Regions from separate parts of the Homo sapiens genome. Here region 1 is linked to region 2. The links are chromatin contacts, found by Hi-C or POLR2A ChIA-PET in ENCODE. All regions are on one chromosome and are shown on one strand. Each heading gives the region's core, a stretch centred on a gene start or an enhancer-like site at or near the end of the contact. The rest is flanking DNA. Distances are from core to core; before and after follow the strand shown.

What was found. A loop is a pair of places that touch in the nucleus more often than their neighbours do. ChIA-PET counts read pairs that join two places held with the same protein, here RNA polymerase II (POLR2A). Pooled maps may share reads with other maps.
Region 1: POLR2A ChIA-PET joins it to region 2 with 13 read pairs in BJ. The contact joins two enhancer-like sites. A Hi-C loop is called at or near these places in 1 of 50 pooled maps. POLR2A ChIA-PET finds 5 or more read pairs at or near these places in 3 of 52 experiments (BJ, H1 and T-cell).

The regions. Positions count from the first base shown.
Region 1 is chr12:69,551,163-69,556,619 of GRCh38, forward strand. The region is part of intron 3 of FRS2 (fibroblast growth factor receptor substrate 2); the gene reads left to right. Among named protein-coding and RNA genes, the nearest start is that of MIR3913-2, 31 kb to the right of the region's middle. Within about 2 kb of position 2,854, at least 3 of the 41 ENCODE cell types and tissues checked have a DNase peak (open chromatin) inside an H3K27ac peak, as active enhancers do.
Region 2 is chr12:68,793,740-68,798,778 of GRCh38, forward strand. No RefSeq gene overlaps it. Among named protein-coding and RNA genes, the nearest start is that of MDM2, 12 kb to the right of the region's middle. Within about 2 kb of position 1,297, at least 2 of the 41 ENCODE cell types and tissues checked have a DNase peak (open chromatin) inside an H3K27ac peak, as active enhancers do.

The sequences.
Region 1 (5,457 bases), core at 1,604-4,103, 760 kb after region 2:
CAACATTGTGAGACCTTGTCTCTACAAAACATTTAAAAAATTAGCTGGGTGTGGTGGTATACGCCTGTAGTCCTAACTACTTTGGGAGGCTGATTCGGGAGGATCACTTGAGCCCAAGAGGTTAAGGCTGCAGTGAGCTTTGATCGCCCCACTACACTGCAGCCTGGGCAATGGAGCGAGACCCTGTCTCAAAACAAACAAACAAACAAACCCAACTACCAGTAATTATATGTTATTGTAAGTTGTTTTCAGAGGGATGAGCTCAAGTGTAGTTATGAATGTGGCTCTTCAGAATTACCTTCACCATGGAAGATTGATATATGTTTAAATTAAGATCCAGATAAATATGAAGGAAAGCAGACCATGAAACCTTTAGAGGAAGGATGCATATTGGCTTTGTTAATGTGGTAGAGAGGAAAACTGAACATTCTAAATTTGGCTTCTAGTAAAATTTTGATTGATTTCTTCACCTTCATTTCCCTATTGAAAAATGGGGAAAATAGTTCCCAGCAGTCTGCATTATGAGATTGTTTTTTAGATCAGTATTTAAGAAGGGCTCAAAAGAACATCACATCAGTCGTGGATGCTCTGGAATCCTACCACTTGATAGTAACTATCTTCAACATCTGGGAAGGAGTAAAGAAAAGATGGTCCAAACAACTTTTCATTTCTGTTATTTGTAATGTGTTGATAGTTCTTTCATTGACTGTATGGCATGTTTTATGGATCCTAAGAAACATTTTCCAATTTTATTCACTAAAATTTGGGTGTGTCTTACAATTAGTGGCATATTACAGTTAAATTGACTTTTTTTCTTTCTCAGTGGTATATAAAATATCAGTCTTAAAATCAGTCATCTCTGGCCGGGCACGGTGGCTCATGCCTGTAATCCCAGCACTTTAGGAGGCCAAGGCGGGCAGATCACCTGATGTCAGGAGTTCGAGACCAGCCTCAACATGGAGAAACCCCGTCTCTACTAAAAATACAAAATTATCCGGGCATGGTGGTGCATGCCTGTAATCCCAGCTACTCGGGAGGCTGAGGCAGGAGAATTGCTTGAACCTGGGAGGCGGAGGTTGCAGTGAGCCAAGATCATGCCATTGCATTCCAGCCTGGGCAACAAGAGCGAAACTCCGTCTCAAAAAAAAAAAAAAAAAAAAAAAAATCATGTCTCAGCTTTGATTAAAAACAGGATATATGTCTATTAATATTCAAAATAACAACAATAACAGTACAGTGACCACCATACCTGAGGATCACTTTTTTGGTAGGTAGCCTCTACTTTCTTAAACACAACCAAGAACTGGAAAGTAAGAAACAAAGGCTTCTGATGCTTAAAATCACTGTTACAGAACTCATGAAGTAAAGGCCAGGTACTTAAACTTACAAGATCCCTTTGCCTCTGAGTGTAGTGTCTTATTTTGTAGTTCATTAAGTTAATCCTAGGTATCTTATTACAGAGTCCACAGGGATTCAAAAGAGTAAACTATGGGAGGCTGAGGTGGGCAGATCTGAGGTCAGGAGTTCAAGACCAGCCTGGACAACATAGTGCAACCCTGTCTCTACTAAAAATACAAAACTTAGCTGGGCGTGGTGGCGCATGCCTGTAATTCCAGCTACTTGAGAGGCTGAGGCAGGAGAATTGCTTGAACCCAGGGGGCAGAGGTTGCAGTGAGCCAAGATCGCACTGTTGCGCTCCAGCCTGGGTGACAGAGCGAGACTCCATCTCAAAAAAAAAAAAAGTAAACTAAAAAGGAATGCATATAAATGTTTATTAAGTGGTGGTTCTAGGACTTACTGTACTTTGTGCTGAGAATGAGTGACCCATAAACAAATAATTAAAAATTATTTTTTAAAAATAACACAAAACTCAGAACAGGCCACTTAGAGCTATTTTTGTTTTTGTTTTTGTTTTTGTTTTTAGACGGAGTCTCAGTCTCACTCTGTTGCCCAGGCTGGAGTGCAGTGGCACAATCTCGGCTCACTGCAACCTCCGCCTCCCAGGTACACAAGATTCTCCTGCCTCAGCCTCCCGAGTAGTTGGGATTACAGGCGCCCACCTCCACGCCCGGCTAATTTTTTGTATTTTTAGTAGAGACGGGGTTTCACTGTGTTAGCCAGGATGGTCTCGAACTGCTCACCTCATGATCCGCCTGCCTCAGCCTCCCAAAGTGCTGGGATTACAGGCATGAGCCACTGCGCCTGGCCCACTTGGAGCTATTTTAGGAGGAGCTTGCAACCTATGTCAGTTACGCTGATTACAGCTTAGAAGAAATTTCTTATCAAAATGTAATCTGATTCCACTAGCACTTTCTTTAAGGGACAATATGATTGTACCTTTAAATTTTGATTGGAGAATATTGTTGATTAAATTTTCCCTTCTTATGGCTTAATGGAATTACTAGAACGTATTTTTCCTTGAAAGTATCAGGAAAAAAAAAAACAACTTTTGGGAGGCATCTGTTACACATCTGAAATAGGATTTGATTCTGTAATTCCAGTGGTCTCTAGACCTAGATAATTCTACCCATGTTGCTAGATGGCACCAGGGTGCCATTTTTAGGCCTTAGGGCTAAGGAATGGGCGTAGGTGGTAGGGAGGTGTTAGGAAAGAAGTAGGGAAGAAAAACTTTGGGAACATATTGTGGTACTGAAGACTGTCTCTAGGAGTTCTCAGTGGGCAGTTGCATACCAGGTGTCCAGCTGCATTATTTATGTTTGAAGTAAACCCAGGCTGTGTGTCTCCATGAATTCATAGTATTGGGGGCTTTTCAAGACATTCATTCCCCTAAGATGTGAATTTTGAGCATAGCTTGTTGGCCTCAGGCACTTTAACCTGAGAGTAGATGTTAAGTTCTGCTTGTTGGCAGGTTTCCAGCATTTACTCATTAGAGTTTCCCTACTTAAATGCTCCTGGCAGTTTCCCTTGGCCACTGTGTTCTTCACAGTCTGCCCAAACGTGTTTTGTATGTAGTCTGCTTTTGGGCTCTGCTTAGACACTTACAGCTTTTGTTTCTAAAGAACCCTTCAGTAAGTATTGATTTGTATTTTCTTTAGTTAATAATTCATTGATTATAAAAGCTATTCAAACACTAGAAAACATAAAAAGAAAAAATCCTTTTCATTCTACCACCAAATTAATCAGTGTTAACATTTTAGGGTGTGTTCATCTAGTCTCTTTTTGTGGGTTTATGTATTTTATGTGGAGGTAGGGGAGAGAAAAATAGGTGTAAAACATTATTTTGTAAAAATGCAAATCCTCTCAAGTTTGCTACTGGGTGTGAAGAGCAACTTTTAAAATAAAATTTTGTAGAATAATTTTAGAATGTTAAGTTGCAAAGATAGTACAGAGATTCCCATATACCCTTCACCTAGCTTCCCCTAATGTTAACATCTTACATAACCGTGACATATTTGTCAAAACTAAGAAATTAATACTAGTACAATACTATTAACTAAACTACAGACTATTTACATTTCTTCTGTTTTTCTAATGTTCTTTTTCTGTTCCAGGATCCAACCTAGGGATACATATTGCATTTAGTGGTTTGTTGTTGTTTTGAGACAGTGTCTTACACTGTTGCCCAGGCTAGAGTGCAGTGGCATGATCACAGCTCACTGCACTGTTGGCCTCCTGGGCTCAAGCGATCCTCTCACCTCAGCCTCCCCAGTAGCTGGGATTACAGGCATTCGCCACCACGCCCAGCTAACTTTTTTTTTTTTTTTTTGTAGAGACAGGATCTCACTAAGTTGCCCAGGCTGATCTTGAATTCCTGGGCTCAAGCAGTCCTCCCTACTTGGCCTCCTAAAGTGCTGGGATTGTAGGTGTGAACCACGTGCTCAGCCCAGCTTTATTTTTTTTAATAATATTTTTTTTTACCTTTTTTCGTTTTTCTTTTTTTTGAGACGGAGTCTCACTGTCACCCAGGCTGGAGTGCAGTGGCGCAATCTCAGCTCACTGCAACTTCTGCCTCCCAGGCTCAAACAATTCTCCTGACTCAGCCTCCCGAGTAGCTGGGATTACAGGCATGTGCCACCATGCCTGGCTAATTTTTGTATTTTTAGTAGAGATGGGGGTTTCATCATGTTGGCCAGGCTGGTCTCAAACTCCTAACCTTAGGTGATCTGCCCGCCTCAGCCTCCCAAAGTGCTGGATTACAGGCATGAGCCACTGTGCCCAGCCCTTTTTTCTTATACTTAATTTTATATCATGAACATTTTGTCTTTGTCATTAAATAGCTTTTGAACAATACTTATTTTAAGAGCTCTATAAAAGTTAATCACAGGGATAGATGTGCTCGGATGCAAACTTTTCTGGTAAACTTTTTGTTGTTGGCATTTCATGAGGGGGAATGTTACAAAACGTATATACAATTGACCCTTTAACAACACAGGGTTTGAACCGTATGGATCCACTTATAGATGGATTTTGTCAACCAGAAAGTATTTGTGGGATGCGAAATTTCCATATACAAAGGGCTGACTTTTCATACACACAGATTCCACAGGGATGACTGTGGCACTTGAGTGTGCACGTGTTTTGGTCCATACAGAGGCACTGGAACCAATACCCAGATACACCAAGGGATGACTATACAGAACAAACATTTTTATTAGTGGGATACTTGAATCGGGTGTGTTAGATTGTAACAGTTATTTTGAGTGCACTGCTCTAGAAGTAGAGAATAAATAGGCAAATTTAGTTTTCTTTGAGAATATATTTAACAATATTTTAGGTTGATTTAAATGCAGAAACATTTAAATGAGCTATTTGTGAAACAGTTTGTTTTGGGGGTTATAGTTGCTTGGCATTTGGCATAGCTTCTTTTGATCAGTGTGTGTGTGGCGGGGGGGGGGGCGGTGTACACATGGTATACACATTTCATGTGCACATAGTCAATATTAGACTTTAAAAAAAAATTAGAGATGATGTCCTGCTATGTTGCACAGGCTGGTCTCAAAGTCCTGGCCTCAAGCAATCCTCCTGCCTCAGTCTTCCAAAGTACTGGGATTACAGGCGTAAGCCAGCACACCTGGCCCATATTTAGACTTTTAATATTAGTCTAGTAACATCATATCCAACTGAGTTTGGAAATACAGATTTATAGTAAATTGTGCTTATACATTTCTATATTCAGTTTTGAAAAATATCTTTTAATTTACTTTTCTTTCTTTCTTTCTTTCTTTTTTTTTTTAAGTCTCACTCTGTTACCAAGCCTGGAGTGCAATGGCGAGATCTCAGCTCACTGCAGCCTCCACCTCCCAGGGTCAAGCGATTCACATGTCTCAGTCCCCTGAGTAGCTGGGACTACAGGCATGTACCATCGCACCCGGCTAATTTTTGTATAGAGACGGGGTTTCATTGTGTTGGCCAAACTGGTCTTGAACTTCTGACCTCAAGTGATCTGCCTGCCTTGGCCAAAGTGCTGGGATTACAGGCGTGAGCCATCGTGACCAG
Region 2 (5,039 bases), core at 47-2,546:
GACAGGCCTGCAAGGCAGGACTACTTTTGTGAGAATTTGAAGACCATGCCGACCTGTCATTTAAAGCACCCATCTCTGCCTGAGCTGTCAGATTTGCCAAGTTCTGGGTTGTCTCATAATTATTTACTCAGTACAAAATAATACCAGCCATGATCCTCAGTGGTAAGTAGCAGAAATCAACTGTATTTGTTTGCTAAGGCTGTGCTAATAAAGTGCTGTAAACCATGTGGCTCAGAACAACAGAGTTTATTATTTCCAGTTCTGGAGGCCAGGTCTGAAATTAAAATGTCGGCAGAGCCATGGTTGATCTGAAGCCTCTAGGGATGGATCTATTTCAGGTCGCTCTCCTAGCTTTTGGTATTTCCTTGGATTTGTGCAACATAACTCCAATCCCCACATACTGTTCTCCCACTGTGTGTGTCTCTGGATCCAAATTTCCCCCTTTTATATGGACAGCAGTCACACTGGATTAGGGGCCCACCCTGCTCCAGTATGACTTCATCTTAATTGCATCTGTAACAACCTAAATATGGTCACATTCTGAGATAGAGGGGTTAGGACTTCAACATAAGAATTTTGGGGTTCATGGTTCAACCCATAACACCGACCTTGTATGCTTTAGGGAGAAAATGTAGTTAAATGATATTGGCTTAAAGAACCATTGGAAAGGCTGAAGTAGCAGCTTGGAAAATGAGCAGGTACAGGGGAGGCTGGGTGCAGCTGTTTCCTCAAATCATGCCCCAAAGCAGCCCAGTGAGGACATCCTGACCTCTGCAGGACCCTGGGCACCACAGCTTGGACTATTCCAGTATCTCTGACCTGCTATGCTGCTACTCCCAACTACCTTCGGGCACCCCACCCAGGAATGGAGCTACTAGATTTTGGCTTTTATACCACTTGTTCCCAATTTTAAGTCTAGGTAACAGCCTCTGTCCTAACCGCAAGGGAGGATAGGAAAGTAAGTACAGTCATGTGTCACTTAAAACAGGAATATGTTCTGAGAAATGTGTGCTTAGGTGATTTCATTGTTGTGTGAACATGACAGAGGTGTACTTACACAAACTGAGATGGTAGAGCCTACACATTTGGAACATGTGGTGTAGCCTATTGTTCTAGGCTACTATCTGTACAGCATGTTACTGTACTGAATACTGTAGGCAACTGTAACACAACCGTAAGTATCTGTGTGTCTAAACATATCTAAACATAGAAAAGGTACAGCAAAAATGCAGTATAAGAGATAAAAATGGCACACCTATATAATGCACTTACCATGAATGGAGCCTGCAGACTGGAAATTGCTCTCGGTGAGTCAGTGAGTGAGTGGTGAATCAATATGAAGGCCTAGGACATGACTGTACACTACTGTAGACTTTAGAAACACTGTACACTTAGGCTACACTAAATTTATTTAAAACATTTTTCTTTCTTCAATGATAAATTAGCCTTAGCTTACTGTAACTTTTTTTTTTTTTTTTTGAGACAGGGTCTGGCTCTGTTGCCCAGGCTGGATGGAGTGCAGTGGCACTATCTTGGCTCACTGCAAACCTCTGCCTCCTGGGCTCAAGCCAACCTCTCACCTCGGCCTCCTGAGTAGCTGGGATTACAGGCACACGCCACCACACCCAGCTAATTTTTGTATTTTTTGTAGAGATGGGGTTTTGCCATATTGCCTAGGCTGGTCTTGATCTCCTAAACTCAAGCAATCTGCCTGCCTCCGCCTCCCAAAGTGCTAGGAATACAGGCATTAGCCACCATGCCCGGCCAACTTTTTTACTTTATAAGCTTTAAAAATTTTTTTAAAACTTTTTGTAATAACACTTAGCTTAAAACATGAACACACTGTACAGCTGTACAAAAATATTTTCTTCCTTTATATCCTTATTCTATAAGCTTTTTCTATTTATTTATTTATTTTTAAGGCAGAGTCTTGCTCTATCGCCCAGGGTGGAGTGTATTGGCGTGATCTCCGTTCACTGCAACCTCCGCCTCCCGGGTTCAAGCAATTCTCCTGCCTCAGCCTCCCAAGTAGCTGGGATTACAGGTGTGTGCCACTACGCCCAGCTAATTTTTTTTAGTAGAGACGGGGTTTCGCCATGTTGGCCAGGCTGGTCTCGAACTCCTGACCTCAGGTGATTCACCCACCTTGGACTCCCAACGTGCTTGGATTACAGGCGTGAGCCACCGCACCTGGCCTATTTTTTTTTCTTTTTAAACATTTTTGTTAAAAACTAAAACACAAATGCGCACCTAGGCCTATACAAGGTCAGGATCACCAGTATCACTGTCTTCCATCTCCACATCTGGTCCCACTGGTACGTCCTCATGGGCAATTCCACTCACGGAGTTGCCATCTCCTATTGATATCAAGGCCTTCTTCTGGAATACCTTCTTTTTTTTTTTTTAAATAAGTAGAAAGAGTACACTCTAAAACAACAACAAATAGTATAGTAAATACATAAGCTGGTAACAGTGGCTTATGATCATTATCAAGTATGTGTACTGCACATAATTGTATTTTTTTTTAGGTGGAGTCTCGCTCTGTCGCCCAGGCTGGAGTGCAGTGGCACGATTTCAGCTCACTGCAAGCTCCGCCTCCTGGGTTTACGCTATTCTCCTGCCTCAGCCTCCCAAGTAGCTGGGACTACAGGTGCCCGCCACCACGCCCAGCTAATTTTTTGTATTTTTAGTAAAGATGGGGTTTCACTGTGTTAGCCAGGATGGTCTTGATCTCCTGACCATCGTGATCCGCCCGCCTCGGTCTCCCAAAGTGCTGGGATTACAGGCGTAAGCCACCGCGCCCGGCTGTATGTGCTATTTTTTTATACAGCTGGCAGCACAATAGTTTTGTTTACAGCAGCATCACCACAAATGTATGAGTAATGCCTTTCGTTACAGTATCAAGACAGCTACAATGGCAACAGGTGATAGGAATTTTCAGCTCCATTATAATCTTACCGGACCGCTGTCGTATGTGTGGTCTACATTGACTGAACCGTTGTTATGTGGTGCGTGACTGTATTTGGGCCATAAATATCTCTTCATATTGCTGGGAATAGGCCTCCATTAGGACTATGATCACCCACTCACTCTAGCTTATTAGAACACATCCCTATTATTATTATTATTTTGAGACAAAGTCTCACTCTGTCACCCAGGCTGGAATTCAGTGGTGTGATTTCGGCTCACTGCCACCTCTGCCTCCTGGGTTCAAGCAATTCTCGTGCCTCAGTCACCCGAGTAGCTGGGATTACAGGCATAAGCCACCATGCCTGGCTGACATCCCTAATATTAAATAACACATAATAAGATTGAAAAGGACAACATAATTACAGACATAGTAGAGACATACATCAAAAGATCATATCTAAAAAATAGAAAGTTGTGATAAATAATTTTCTAGAAAAATATAAACAAAATTGACTTCAGGAGAAATAAATCTAAATAATAATAATAATTATTATTATAGTTATTATTGTTATTATTTTGAGACAGTCTCACTCTGTTGCCCAAGGTGGAGTGCAGTGGCACAATCTCTACTTACTGCAACCTCCACCTCCTGGGTTCAAGTGATTCTCATGCTTGTAATCTTGAGTAGCTGGGATTACGGGCGCCCGCCACCACACCTGGCTAATTTTTGTATTTTTAGTAGAGATGGGGTTTCACCATGTTGGCCAGGCTGATCTTAAACTCCTGACCTCAGGTGATCTGCCCGCCTTGGCCTCCCAAAGTGCTGGGATTACAGGTGTGAGGCACTGCGCCTGGCCCAGCAGCTAATTTTTTTAAAAAACTGTTCATAGAGACAGGGTTTCACCATGTTGGCCAGGCTGGTCTCAAACTCCTGACCTCAAGTGATCCGCTTGCCTCGGCCTCCCAAAGTGCTGGGATTACAGGCGTGAACCATCGTGCCCGGCCCTAAACAATAATTATTTAAAAAATTAAAAATGGTAGTCAAAAATCTCTAATACCAAGACATCTTCAAGCCTAGTTTCATCAAACCTGCAATGAACAGATAATTCTAGTTTTATACAAACTGTTTTGGAGAATAGAAAAAGCTACTCAACTCATTTTATAACACCATTAAAACCTTGATCTCAAAACTGGACAAGAGTATATAAGGAAAGAACAATATACACCAATCTCTAAAACCCACACAAAAAAGCCCTAATTTAAAAAGATCAATATAAAGGGTTCCTTATTGGAGTTTTACTGCAACCAGATGTGTTTTGGTGACTGTACCATGTAATACCCTTTTTCTTTGGGAAGCAGCCTCCCTCAATGACATCTAATCCGAATCCATAATCTTTCAGTTCTTTTAGTTAGTTAGTCAGTTTGTTTGTTTTTTTGAGATGGAGTTTCGCTCTTTCGCCCAGGCTGGAGTGCAGTGGCACGATCTTGGCTCACTGCAACCTCCGCCTCCCGGGTTCATGCAATTCTCCTGCCTCAGCCTCCCGAGTAGCTGGGATTACAGGCACCTGCCACCACGCCTGGCTAATTTTTGTATTTCTAGTAGAAACGGGGTTTCACCATGTTGGCCAGGCTGGTCTCGAACTCCTGACCTCAGATGATCCGCCCGCCTCGGCCTCTCAAAGTGCTGGGATTACTGGCGTGAGCCACCGCACTTGGCAGTTCTTTTTTTTCTTTTTTCTTTGAGATGGAGTCTCGCTGTGTCGCCGAGGCTGGAGTGCAGTGGCGCGATCTGGGCTCACTGCAAGCTCCGCCTCCTGGGTTCATGCCATTCTCCTGCCTCAGCCTCCAGAGTAGCTGGGACTACAGGCGCCCACTACCACACCTGGCTAATTTTTTTGTATTTTTTTAGTAGAGACGGAGTTTCACCATGTTAGCCAGGATGGTCTCGATCTCCTGACCTCGTGATCCACCCGCCTCAGCCTCCCAAAGTGCTGGGATGACAGGTATGAGCCACCACGCCCGGCCAGTTCTTTTAGTTTTTAAAGCAGTCTCATTTCAGTTATTAATATTGACTTCTTCATTTTGAAACTTCAAATAATATTTGATTCAAAGCTTTCCTCCTCTTACCA